Linked DNA regions of Homo sapiens: regions 1, 2 and 3 are each linked to region 4. The links are chromatin contacts, found by Hi-C or POLR2A ChIA-PET in ENCODE. All regions are on one chromosome and are shown on one strand. The core of a region is the stretch at or near the end of the contact, and the rest is flanking DNA. Distances in the headings are between cores, read along the strand shown. Region 1 holds the start of ZNF367 (zinc finger protein 367). Region 2 holds the start of HABP4 (hyaluronan binding protein 4). Region 3 holds the start of PRXL2C (peroxiredoxin like 2C). Region 4 holds the start of FANCC (FA complementation group C).

Region 1 (2,883 bases), core at 332-2,831, 1.1 Mb after region 4:
TAGAAATACTCCTGGCTCACCTGGAGCTTACAGTCTACAGAGTTCAGTATAAGTCAGCAGAAAGTCACCCCAAACACATGCAGGACTAAAAGCCACAAAACCTCGACCTAGTCCCCGCTCTTCCACTACTGAGCTGTGCCATCGTGGGAAGGTCGCCTCACTAATCACTGTAAGCCCCAGCTGCCTGATCTGTAAAATAGGTTTGAACCAGTGGTAACGACCTTCCCAGCTTTAAGCAGTCGGAGACTGCAAGCAATTTTAGCGTCCCATTCCACTATGTGCTCTCAACACCTAGCAAGTAGTATGCTGGATAAATGAAAGGCAGCGAAGGCACAACTTCAGCCGCAGAACAGGCCCAGAAGTCCTTTCTTGCTCTTCGGCTGTCTCTGCAGGGCATCTTTTAACAGGGCGAGGGCGATCTGCAGTAATGGAGCAAACACTGTGCGCTCCCTGCCCTCTCGCAGTCGGTGGAACAACTCAAGGCCCTCATCCCTCTCGTTTCCTCTCGGAACTGAGGACTCGGCAGCCCGCCGGGAGGATGTCAGTGGCCGTTGACCCGGCCTCCCCAGCGACCCCGGGCCGCGCTCCCGCCCACTGCACCTGCCGCAAGGACGGTCTCCCGCGCCGCTCCCGCCTGTCACGTGACAGGCCCCCCCCGACTGGGGCCGGTTTTTGGCGCGCGGCAGTGACGTCAGCATCCTGTCAGCCGCAGCCCCCGCCGTAGCCGGATCGACCTCGCGTTTTCAACTCCGCCCCGCCCGCCGCACCGTTAACGGGCCCCGGCTGCCCCACGTCCCGCCCGCCCGCCCGCCCGCGCCGCTCACCTTGAGGTGGCCGCTGTCTGGGCTGCTCGCTTCCTCCTCGTCCTCACCTCCCGAGGCGGCGGCGGAGGCCGAGGCGGCGGGCGGGGGCGCGCCCCGGCCACGAAGCCCCGAGTGCTCGGCGGCTGCGGCTGCAGGCAGGGCGGCCGAGGCGGCGGCCCCCGCGGCCCCAGGGCTGAGCGTCACGTTGTGTGCGTTCTCGCCCCAGCGCCACGGGTACACCATGAAGTCGCTGAAGCCGGGGCTGGTGGGGATGAGCGGCGGCGGCGGCTCCGGCTCCCCTCCACCGCCGCACGTTGGCTTGATCGGGGTCGTCCTGATGACCGACACCAGCACCCGCTTCGGGGAGTCGTGGCAGAAGATGACGGGCGGCGGCGGCGGCGGCGGGTTCTCCGCCATGGGCGCCTCGAAGCCCCGGATCATCGCCCGGCCCGACCCCCAGCTCCGGCGGCCCCGGGCCGCACTCCTGAGCACCGCTCTGCCCCTCACTCGCTCTGCTCCGAGTCGCAGGCTCAGTCCTGCCGGCTCATGGCAGACTGACGTTTCCCGGAATCCTGCGCAGCAGCCACCTAACTAGTTGAGCAGACGGCACCGGCGGGCAGGGCTGGACCCCAGCCCCAGGTCAAGCGCGCCCTCCGCTCTTTGTACTCCGCAGCGCAGGCTGCAGGGGTGGGAAGCAGCGGGCGGCCCGGCCCTTGCGGTGACAGGAAAGCAGGACGCGCGGCGCTGAGCCCCCAAAAATAACAACCTGCCGCCGCGGTGCCTGCCCCGGCTTTTCCCGCGTTACATTTCGCGCCTGGGCGGAACCAGTCACCGCGAGGCCGCTGCCCGCTGGCCGCACCGGCGAGTGACAGGCGGCGCGAGCCAATGGCCAGGCCTGGCCTTCTTTCCAGCCGGCCGGGGCGGGGCCGGGTCTGCGCGCGGGTCCTTCCCACCTCGCCATTGGCCGCCGCTCTTATATTTTTTTCTGTCTGGAGGGCCAACAGCGTTCGAAACTCCAGTGGAGCGCGCGGCGTCTCCACTCGCCCGGACACACCCGCCTGCCGCCCCGCCCCGCCGTCCCTCCGCGTGGTTAGTCCGGGCCAGGGAGACAAGGGCGGCGGGGAGGGCGGCAAGAGGGCGGCTGATTGGACAGCGGCGGGGCGGGGTCGGGGGGGGTGGTGATCGTTGGGCGGTGGAGGCGCGCGCCCCGCTCGGCCCCGCCCGCCGTTGGTTGTTGGGCCGCGGTTCCCGCGCGCAGGGAGTTTAAAGGGCTGGGGCCCCGCCGCCCGCCCCGCCCTCGGTCCCACCACCCGCCCGGCGGCTGGAGTCTCTGCTGCCCGAGGTCCTGATGGGCACCCGGCGTGCCTGGTTTCTTAATCGAGTTCCGTCTGCTCAGCTGTTGCACGCTCTGTGAACCAGCCCTGTCAGCACCGCCCTGACTCCTCCGGGCCGATTGTGGGCCTCCGGTTCCCCATCTGTGGAAAGGGGAGAGTCCAGGAAGTGGCCTCCGAAGTCCCTGCGGGCCGCTCGCGGCGCGGAGGCCACAAGAGCCGGGCGAGAGTAGACACTCTCACCCTGGACTGATGCCCCGAAGTTGCCTCGGGGATCTCCCCACCCCGGCGACCCCGCTCTACCGAGCGGCTGCTCCGGGAGTCGGGGCAGCGCCCTACTTTGCTCGGCCCCCACCTGCCCCGGCCGCGTCCTAGTACTCGCGCCGGGACGCGCGGAGCCCCAACGTCCTCTGCCCGCCCCGCCCCAGCCCCGCCTGGCTGGCGCCGACCGCGGCCCGGGTGGGGCTCGCAGGCTGCAGAGGAAGGACCGGGCGGAGGGGTTGCCCGGCTTCCTACCCGCTAGATGTGGCCTGGGGAGCTGCGTTTTGTTCTTGGGAATACAGATTCCCAGGCACCGCCTGATTCGCGGTAGGGGCTCAATAAATATTTGCTGAATGGATGAATGAATATCCATTGGTTAAGGGTTAGGATTGGTAATTAAGTTAGAACACGACTGTATAATAACAGATAACTAAGCTGAATAGCTTTTCTCTCTGTGAAAGACACACAAATGCACAGCTATGACTAAA
Region 2 (2,700 bases), core at 46-2,545, 1.1 Mb after region 4:
TTCTCAGATCTGTTCTGCCCGATTTGCCCCACAGCCTATTCCTAAGCCAATTACTGGCAAGGAATTGGAATCAGGTGCAATGAATAATGTATGATTAATCAAGTTTGAGGCTGGAAGGGGCCCTCTTCCCCTGGGGAATATGATGCCTGAACAAAATACAGGCTCTGGAAAAATGTAAGAGGGAAAGAACGGCTGTAGGATAGGCAGCCAAGCGTGTCTCCACCGCTGCCTATGCAAAGATTTCCTGGAGGAAGTCCAGTCCGGCGTTCTCTAAGCTCCAGGCCTCAACTGAATATCTCAAAAGAAAACAAATATCCAAACCTCAACGTGTCCCAGACTGAATTAATGATTCCCGTTAAAGTAGTGTCTTCCAGTGGTAACTAATACTATCATTCAGATGCTGGAGCCAGGAAAATAAGAGTCACCGTATCTTCTTCTCCCTCATCACCACCTCTAGCGCATCACCAAGTCTTTGAATCCATCTACTCTCTTCGCCTCCACCGCCACCATCCTAATCCCAGTCACTATCAACTCTTCCCTGGAGCTTTGCAACAATCATGTTTGGCTTCCCAGCATCCATTTGTATTTCCCTCCAAACTATTAGTTCACAGTGCAGGTAGGGTGGCCTTTTCAAACCCAAATCTGCTCATGCTCAAAACTTGCTTCCCACTGCTCTTAGAATAGAGACCACTTTGAGCTTGAATAGGCTGTGCACATCCCACCTCAAGACTGCTGCACTTGCTGTTCCTCCTCCAACCCCTTGTCACCCCTCTCCCTCGGCTTAACTGTCATTTCCCAATTAGGTCAGATCCCTTTGCTGCAGCCCGTAGAGAGCTCTGCGCCTGTCCTTCAGGGCACTTTTTCTCCATCTACAGACTCAGATCTGTGACAACACGGAGCTAGTATTTCCTACAACATAATGCCTGGCACACGGTAAGTGCGCAATATGTAGCTGTTGCACGGCTAAATGTATACATAAGCTTCAAAGCAGAGTGGCCCATAGCAAATACGGTCGCAGTCCCGGGAGAAAGCACACACAGCCGAGACCCCACCGCTTCGTCGGCGCCGCCTGGACCAGCCAGTAGCTCCGCCCCTGGGCCCCGCCCCTCCCTGCTGAGCGAACGGGGCGGGGCCCAGAGGTCGCGTGACGTGACAGCAGCCGGTCGGTGATTGGGTCTCCAGGCGCGCCGTGTCGGAAAGGGGGCGCACCCGCGCGCGCTGACTGGCTGTCTGGCGCAGCGGGGCGGACGGCGGCGGCGCCGCGGGGGCGGGCGCCGGTAGGGGCCGGACAGGGTAGGGCCCGGAGGGCGGTGGCGGCGGAGCGGGCGGCATGGGTCCTGGCCGCCGGCTTCGCTGAGACGCGCTCGCGTGGGCTGCCCTCCCGGGCCCGCAGTGGTCGCGGCGGCATGAAGGGCGCTCTGGGGAGTCCCGTGGCTGCCGCTGGCGCCGCGATGCAGGAGAGTTTCGGCTGCGTGGTGGCCAACCGCTTCCATCAGCTGCTGGACGACGAGTCGGACCCGTTCGACATCCTGCGCGAGGCCGAGCGCCGGCGCCAGCAGCAGCTGCAGCGCAAGAGGCGCGACGAGGCGGCGGCGGCGGCCGGGGCCGGTCCCCGCGGCGGCAGGAGCCCAGCCGGGGCCTCGGGCCACAGAGCCGGCGCGGGCGGCCGGAGGGAGTCGCAGAAGGAGCGCAAGAGCCTCCCGGCGCCCGTCGCTCAGCGGCCCGATAGCCCCGGGGGCGGCCTGCAGGCGCCGGGTACGCGGGGACAGCGGGGTTAGCGGACCACGGCTCGGCCCGCTGTGAGACTGGGGTCCCGGGGGCCGGTTTCAGGAGGAGGGGCCCGGGAACAGTAGGGAGAGTTGAGGGTCCTGGTGGCCGCCGAAGGTAGGAGGAGAGGGGCAGGGGTCACACCCCTTCCAGCTCTCGCCAGCCTCGTGCGGGGCTCCGGGGGAAACGCTGGCTTGGGGTGGGATAGGGCCCTCGAACCCTGGCACTGAGGCTCTACGGCAAGTTGGACGAAGTTGAGGGAGGTTGTCTGGGTGGCGTGTGGGGGCGAACGGCTGAGGTCGCTACCCCGGGGCTCCCACATCCAGACCTGGCGGGGACCTTCATCTTCCAGCCCAGCCTCTGCAAGATTGAGGTCGGAGCCACCCGAGAGCGCGGTGGGGAGGAGGAGGGCGCCTGGTCCCGGGGCTGGGGGCCTCTGTGATGCCGGAGGCCTGGGCGACCGCGGGGCGGCCTGTGACGTCGGGGCCCGGGCGGGGGTCCCCGGCGCGGTCCGGCCTGGCGCCTTCGCCCCTTCTCCGTCCGGTAGCTTCCAGGAGGCAGCCGGCATCGTATTTCAGTACTTCGTGTGGTGTTGATGGGATGTGCAACTTATAAATAGCTCAAGGCTGCTTTAAGAAAAGCGTTTTTAACCTTTCCAGCAAGAATATTCGGAGTTCCCCACTCCCTATTTAGCAAGAAAAACCGGTGCGCAGCGTGGTGTCCTGCTGCCTGTGGACGGGGAGGGTGCTTCAGAGTTCATTCTCTCACCGAACTGCGTCAGTGGCAGAGCCAGCAACACTCCACCTGTGTTTCCTGTTTTCTTGAAATGAGGCAGCGGTCCCAAGGTTTGCAGAGTGTTAGGATTAAGATGTGTAGGTTGACCATTCCTGCCGACGTTTGCCAGTGTGTTCAACTTGGCTTTATTGGTTTGTT
Region 3 (2,700 bases), core at 137-2,636, 1.3 Mb after region 4:
CCCGGGTTCACGCCATTCTCCTGCCTCAGCCTCCCGAGTAGCTGGGCCTACAGGCGCCCGCCACCAAGCCCGGGTAATTTTTGGTATTTTTAGTAGAGTCAGGGTTTCACCGTGTTAACCAGGATGGTCTCGATCTCCTGACCTCGTGATCCGCCCTCCTCGGCCTCCCAAAGTGCTGGGATTACAGGCGTGAGCCACCGTGCCCGGCCGCACAGTTATTTAATCAATGTTATTTTTTCACATCCTGATTGACAAGGTCTGCTGAAAGAACATCTGTTTTATAAAGGCTGCTCAATGCCTTTCCTCAAAAAGCTCACTTGGGCACAAACCTATCTGTGCCTCAAGAAAAACAACTATGTGGTTTGTCCTAGGGACATGGAACTTGCAGCCTATTAACATAAACATTTGCACCTTTACGATATATTAGTATTTTCCCATAATGAGCAGCTATTTGGAGTGTAACAAAAAATAAAGGGAAGAAAATAACCATTTCCAGCATTTGTTTTAGGGCATTATCAGTCAACATTTGAGAACAGGCACTAGGTTACCAGGCAACACCACAATTGTTAGTACGTTTACCACCAGGCAGCACCCAATGAGTTAGGGCAGAAATAGATCTCTGACGTCTCACTCCTTTTGGAGGGGCGAGGGTGGAGAGAGCTGCGGGGAGGGGCAATCCAGGCTGCAAGTTCCGCGCTGGAGCCGCGTCCTCCCCCGCCCCGCTCGCAAGGTCTGCAGAAGCGGGCACTGGGCCGCCCACGCTGGGAAACTCACTTGTAAGAAACTCCTGGGGATTTTGGCCAGATCCTCTACGTATTCCTTGCAGATGTAACACAGGAAATGCTGAAAGCCAAAACGGCAGAAAGGGCAAGTTAGTAAAGCAGCACCCTCGGGCCCCGAAGGATCCCTGTACTTCGCCGTGCGTGACGCGAGCAAAGGCGACGCCCGCGGGGCCGGGACCGGCGGCTCGGGCGCCCGGCGCGTGGGAAGCGGGCCTCGCCCTCGCCCTCTCCCTGCCCCGCCCTAGTTGGGAAGCGGCCGCGACTGGGCAGGCTGCCTTCCCGTTTCCGTCCTAAGAAGCAGGAGGCGCGGCTCGCATCCCGGCAGCCTGCCCGGGACCCTGGGCCGCGCTTCCCTTCCAGCCCCGCCGCCCGCTCACCCGCACGAACACCACCACGGCGCGGCGCTCCCGGAACAGCGCGCCGAACGGTACCCGCTGCCCGCGGGCGTCCAGCACCGGCAGCTCGGCCACGGCGGCCGCCAGGGGCTGCCCGCTGTCGGGGCCGCTCGGGGCCGGGACCAGGGCGGCGGCGCCGCTAACCTGCCGCGTGACCGGGGCCGGCGCGGCCATGACGCGGGGCGGCCGAGGGCCTGGGTCCGCTCTGTCAGCGCGGACCGGGGCGGGGCGCGCAGAGGTTGGGCGCGGGGGGCGGGGCGGGGCGTGCAGAGGTGGGGCCTGGCAAGTCACGGTTTCCGCGGCGCGGCGCGGGCCTGGGAGCTGTCGGAGTGAACCCCACGGGCGGTTCTGACTCAGCTCTCAGGGTAGGGGACAGAGAGAGAAAGTAAGGTCCGTCCACGGCGAGCAAGCATTATTGAGGAAGAAAGCCGCCCGCGCCCTCCATGGCCACCTGAGCGGATGTTCTCACCTATTCGAGAACTAATGGGTGTATGTGTAAAAGGTGGGCTAGGGCCAGGCCCACGTTTTGTAAACACACAGGCCGGGCCTGTAATCCTAGCGACTTGGGAGGCCGAGGCGGGAAGATCACTTGAGGCCAGGAGTTCGAGACCAGCCTGGGTAGGTAACAGAGGGCAACGCCATCTCCGTTTTTTAAAAAAATAAATAATAAAAATAAAGAAATAAAAGGTGAGCTGGGTGGGATGAGGATGATGAAGTTAGATGACTTAGCAGCTGTTTTGTAGAAATCCCACACTTCCAATTCAGTTTCTCCTGGGGTGGGTAGGCAGGCATAGGGAAATCTGGGGATCTCAGCCTTTGTGAGACCAAACTGGCCCTGGATTTAGAGGTTCATCTTTCTCTGGGGTTTCTCATGGGTGCTAACTGTGTGTCCAAGATTTCCAGAGCAGGACCAGATAACATTCAGGCTCTTTGTCTTCATAAGTTTACTCACTCTTGTGTATGGATTTGGGGTTCAGAAAGTACATCCTTTATCTATGGCCTTTGTTGAGCTGAAGAATATTTCTGGGGCGGAGTGCTAGGCAGGTCTATGTGACTGATGTGACTCTGCCACAAAGTGCAGGAAAGGGGGATGCTGCATCCTCTGGCTTTCACCTGTGTGAAGATTTTATACTTTATTGAGCACACATTAAGTGCTCTGTTTGAGAAGCTCTGCAGCGTGTTTACAAAATTTTAAGCATAGATCTGTTTCTAAGTCAAGATAGTTTCTTTCTGAGACAGGGTGTCGCTCTGTCGCCCAGGCTGGAGCATTGGCACGATCATGGCTCACTGCAGCCTCCACCTCCTGAGCTCAAGCAGTCCTCCTGCCTCAGCCTCCCAAGTAGCTGTGATCACAGGCATGCACCACCATGCCTGGCAAATTTTTTTTTAGATTTGTTTTTGTAGACACAAGGGTCTCCCTATGTTGCCCAGGCTGGTTTTGAACTCCTGGGCTCAAGCAATCCTCTTGCCGTGGTCTCCCAAAGTCCTGGGGTTACAGGCATGAGCCACTGGGCCTGGCCAGG
Region 4 (2,792 bases), core at 277-2,776:
TGGGTTGGTGAAAAAGATCTCTGATATATCTAGGAAAACAAATTCTTTTTCGATGCAGCCTTTCTTGTATATGAATAATGTATATGAGTGCTTATTTCCAGGTGACTCTGGTACAGCACATAACATTGAAACATCAATTCAAGTTTAATGTATAAAGTCGCAATGAACATGTTTTCCATCTAAGCTTAGGTAATGAATGATCTCAACACATGGTATGAATTCTACTGTTTGTAACAACCTTTCAGGGGAGTAAGGAGAAAACGATCTGTCTGAGGGCATATCACTGACAGTGAGTGACAGCCACAAAGAGCTGAAGTTGGGTGGCCCAAAAGTGCTCTGCTCATTTGATAAATGCTAAGTCAAATCACATCACAGTTTAGATGCATTAAATGGGGCACAAGTTAGAATAAAATCAGATGCCCGGGAGTTTTCCAAGTTTCAGATTAGAACAAAAGTCCAGGCACATACAGGACTTTGCTAGAAAACTCCTTGGTCTCTTCCCTTAAGATTCTGGTACCCAATTTCCCATGTTATAAAACTCCAAGTCTTTTCCCCCATTCGGTGCGCTGGACACATAAGATCATAGAGGGTTCGTAGTTGTAAACGCACCCACCTAAAAAATTAAAAAGAGCAAACCAACAAACAGCACCTGAAAAATCTCTCACGGGCTTTGAAGATATGGCCTGGCGTCCACAAAAAGAATGGAGGGAAGACACTGGCCTCTGCGAACCCGCCTCCCTCCGGGAATAAAAGGCGGAGGGCGGGAGGGGTAACAGCCGCGCCCCGGGCTCCTCTAATTGGACCTCGCCCCTCCTGGCGCCCCGGCGAATGGGGTTTGGGGGCAGGGGTGTGAGGGACGGGGAGGACGAGGCCAGCTGTAGAGGGCGACCGGCTCAAAGGGGCGAGCTTTTCACGGCTCCCACGAGTCCGAGGCAGAGAAATTCACCTTTGCTCCTCTCCTTTGAAGAAGACATAGCTGCCTGCGCTCAATGAACAAAAAGAACCAAAACGCCAACACCCGGCTCCCGCCTCTCCGGGGGCTCCCTTCCGCGCGACCCCAGCGCCGGCTCCCGCCCCCGCTTTCCCCGCCCTGGCCCCGCCCCGCGGGCTGGCACCGCCCGCCACCTTCCGCCTCCCGCCTCCCGCCTCCCGCCTCAGCCTTAGCCACAGCCCTGCGCCGGCGGGAACCCCTCTCGCCCACCGCAAGGCGCGCCTGGCCCACCCGCTCTCGCGAGCCTTCCCTCTTGCCCCTCGCCTCCTCCTCCCGCTCTCGCCGCTGACGTGTCGGCCAGACCCCCGAGGGAAGCCTCCGCCCTCGCTGCGTTCTGCGGCCTGCCGCTTACCGGGTGGTCCTCGCGGGAGCTGCTTCAGCAGTTTGGGCAGTGGCGGAAAGGAAGCCACCGCCCGGGATCTGTGGCTTGAAAATTTGGCTTTGCCTCGTATTGGCTTTTTGAGTTTTTTTGGAATTTTCCCGCGGTCGCCCGGCAGTGGAGCCGCGCGCGCGCACACGTGTCAGCAGTGCATTCTGGGGCCTGGCTAGCGGCCCCGCGCGCTCCCGCGGCGTCGCGGGAAAATTCCGACGAATCTCGGGTCCGTGGGGCGGGGCGGGCGCGGCCAGGGCTCTGGCGGAAGTGGGCCCGGCTGGGGCGGGTTCTAGGCGAGCGGAGTCGGTACTGCTCCAGTGTTCCCGGTTTCGCGCGGAAGCCCCGGCGGGAGCAGGGTTGCAGCAGCGCCCGCGGAGAAGGGGCGCTGGCTTCTTCCATATTCTGTTCAAAATGTAGGGGAGGTAAAATGGAAATTAGTTCTTTTGAAGAAAAGTTGAGGCTTTGTCAACGGGGTAAAACCTCTAAAATAAGATTTTCTAACTGCGTTCTAAACAATAGCAACAAAAAAGGCATCTTCAGTTAATGATTTCCCCTACCGTACATTAGTTCCATACAGTGTTTGGTCGGGGTTCAAATCAGTTCAACGCTGTACATAAACCACCCAAACAAATATTAATAAAATTTTCTCCAAACTCCCATTTATGACAATGGCATTAGCTTGTCTTGGTGAATTTTTTTTTCTTCTAGGATCTGACGACTTAAGCTTTAAAATGTCTTAAATCAATGCCTCACAACCATAAATCATAATCATAAAACTACAGCTTAGGTCGGGCGCTGTGTCTCAGGCCTGTAATCCCAGCACTTTGGAAGGCCAAGGCGGGCGGATCACGAGGTCAGAAGATCGAGACCATTCTGGCCAACATGGTGAAACGCCGTCTCTACTAAAAATACAAAACGTTTAACCGGGCGCGGTGGCGGGCGCCTGTAATCTCAGCTACTCTGGAGGCTGAGGCAGAATAGCTTGAACCAGGGAGTCAGAGGTTGCAGTGAGCCGAGATCGCGCCACTGCACTCCAGCCTGGCGACAGAGGGAGACTCCGTCTCAAAAAAAAAAAAAAAAAAGCTACAACTTCACATATACGTTCAAAAACACACTACAGGCCGGGCGCGGTGGCTCACACCTCTAATCCCAGCACTTTGGGAAGCTGAGGCGGGTGGATCACCTGAGGTCAAGAGTTTGAGACCAGCCTGGCCAACATGGCAAAAACCCGTCTCTACTAAAAATACAAAAATTAGTGTGTACTCCCGGCTACTTAGGAGGCTGAGGCAGGAGAATTGCTTGAACCCAGGAGGCGAAGGTTGCAGTAAGCCAAGATCGCACTACTGCACTCCAGCCTGGGCAACAGAGCGAGACTCTGTCTCAACAAAAAACACCACAAAGCTGTGTGTGCTTGTAATAAAAATAGCT

Evidence for each region. A loop is a pair of places that touch in the nucleus more often than their neighbours do. ChIA-PET counts read pairs that join two places held with the same protein, here RNA polymerase II (POLR2A). Pooled maps may share reads with other maps.
Region 1: a map of B cell shows a loop between it and region 4 (27-fold over the local background). The contact joins the promoter of ZNF367 here to the promoter of FANCC in region 4. A Hi-C loop is called at or near these places in 2 of 168 maps with a recorded cell type or tissue (B cell and endothelial cell of umbilical vein), 15 of 37 single-sample maps with no recorded cell type and 14 of 50 pooled maps. POLR2A ChIA-PET finds 5 or more read pairs at or near these places in 1 of 52 experiments (H1).
Region 2: a pooled map shows a loop between it and region 4 (10-fold over the local background). The contact joins the promoter of HABP4 here to the promoter of FANCC in region 4. A Hi-C loop is called at or near these places in 7 of 50 pooled maps.
Region 3: a loop to region 4 is called in a map of CD8-positive, alpha-beta T cell, with 11 times the contacts of the local background. The contact joins the promoter of PRXL2C here to the promoter of FANCC in region 4. A Hi-C loop is called at or near these places in 1 of 168 maps with a recorded cell type or tissue (CD8-positive, alpha-beta T cell) and 14 of 50 pooled maps. POLR2A ChIA-PET finds 5 or more read pairs at or near these places in 1 of 52 experiments (WTC11).

Annotation. Positions count from the first base shown.
Region 1 is chr9:96,416,789-96,419,671 of GRCh38, forward strand. ZNF367 (zinc finger protein 367) reads right to left here and starts at 1,582. Exons shown (of 5, transcript NM_153695.4): 1 at 825-1,582. The coding sequence starts at 1,244. RefSeq lists enhancers at 149-388, 1,863-2,396, 2,397-2,883 and silencers at 749-988, 1,289-1,428, 1,539-2,198, 2,459-2,728.
Region 2 is chr9:96,448,874-96,451,573 of GRCh38, forward strand. It overlaps HABP4 (hyaluronan binding protein 4), which reads left to right and starts at 1,296. Exons shown (of 8, transcript NM_014282.4): 1 at 1,296-1,755. The coding sequence starts at 1,407. RefSeq lists an enhancer at 714-793 and silencers at 1,074-1,613, 1,624-1,683, 1,764-1,813.
Region 3 is chr9:96,653,931-96,656,630 of GRCh38, forward strand. It overlaps PRXL2C (peroxiredoxin like 2C), which reads right to left and starts at 1,387. Exons shown (of 6, transcript NM_153698.2): 1 at 1,160-1,387; 2 at 775-843. The coding sequence starts at 1,351. RefSeq lists silencers at 926-995, 1,136-1,345, 1,386-1,475.
Region 4 is chr9:95,316,183-95,318,974 of GRCh38, forward strand. FANCC (FA complementation group C) reads right to left here and starts at 1,527. Exons shown (of 15, transcript NM_000136.3): 1 at 1,344-1,527. RefSeq lists a silencer at 879-1,198.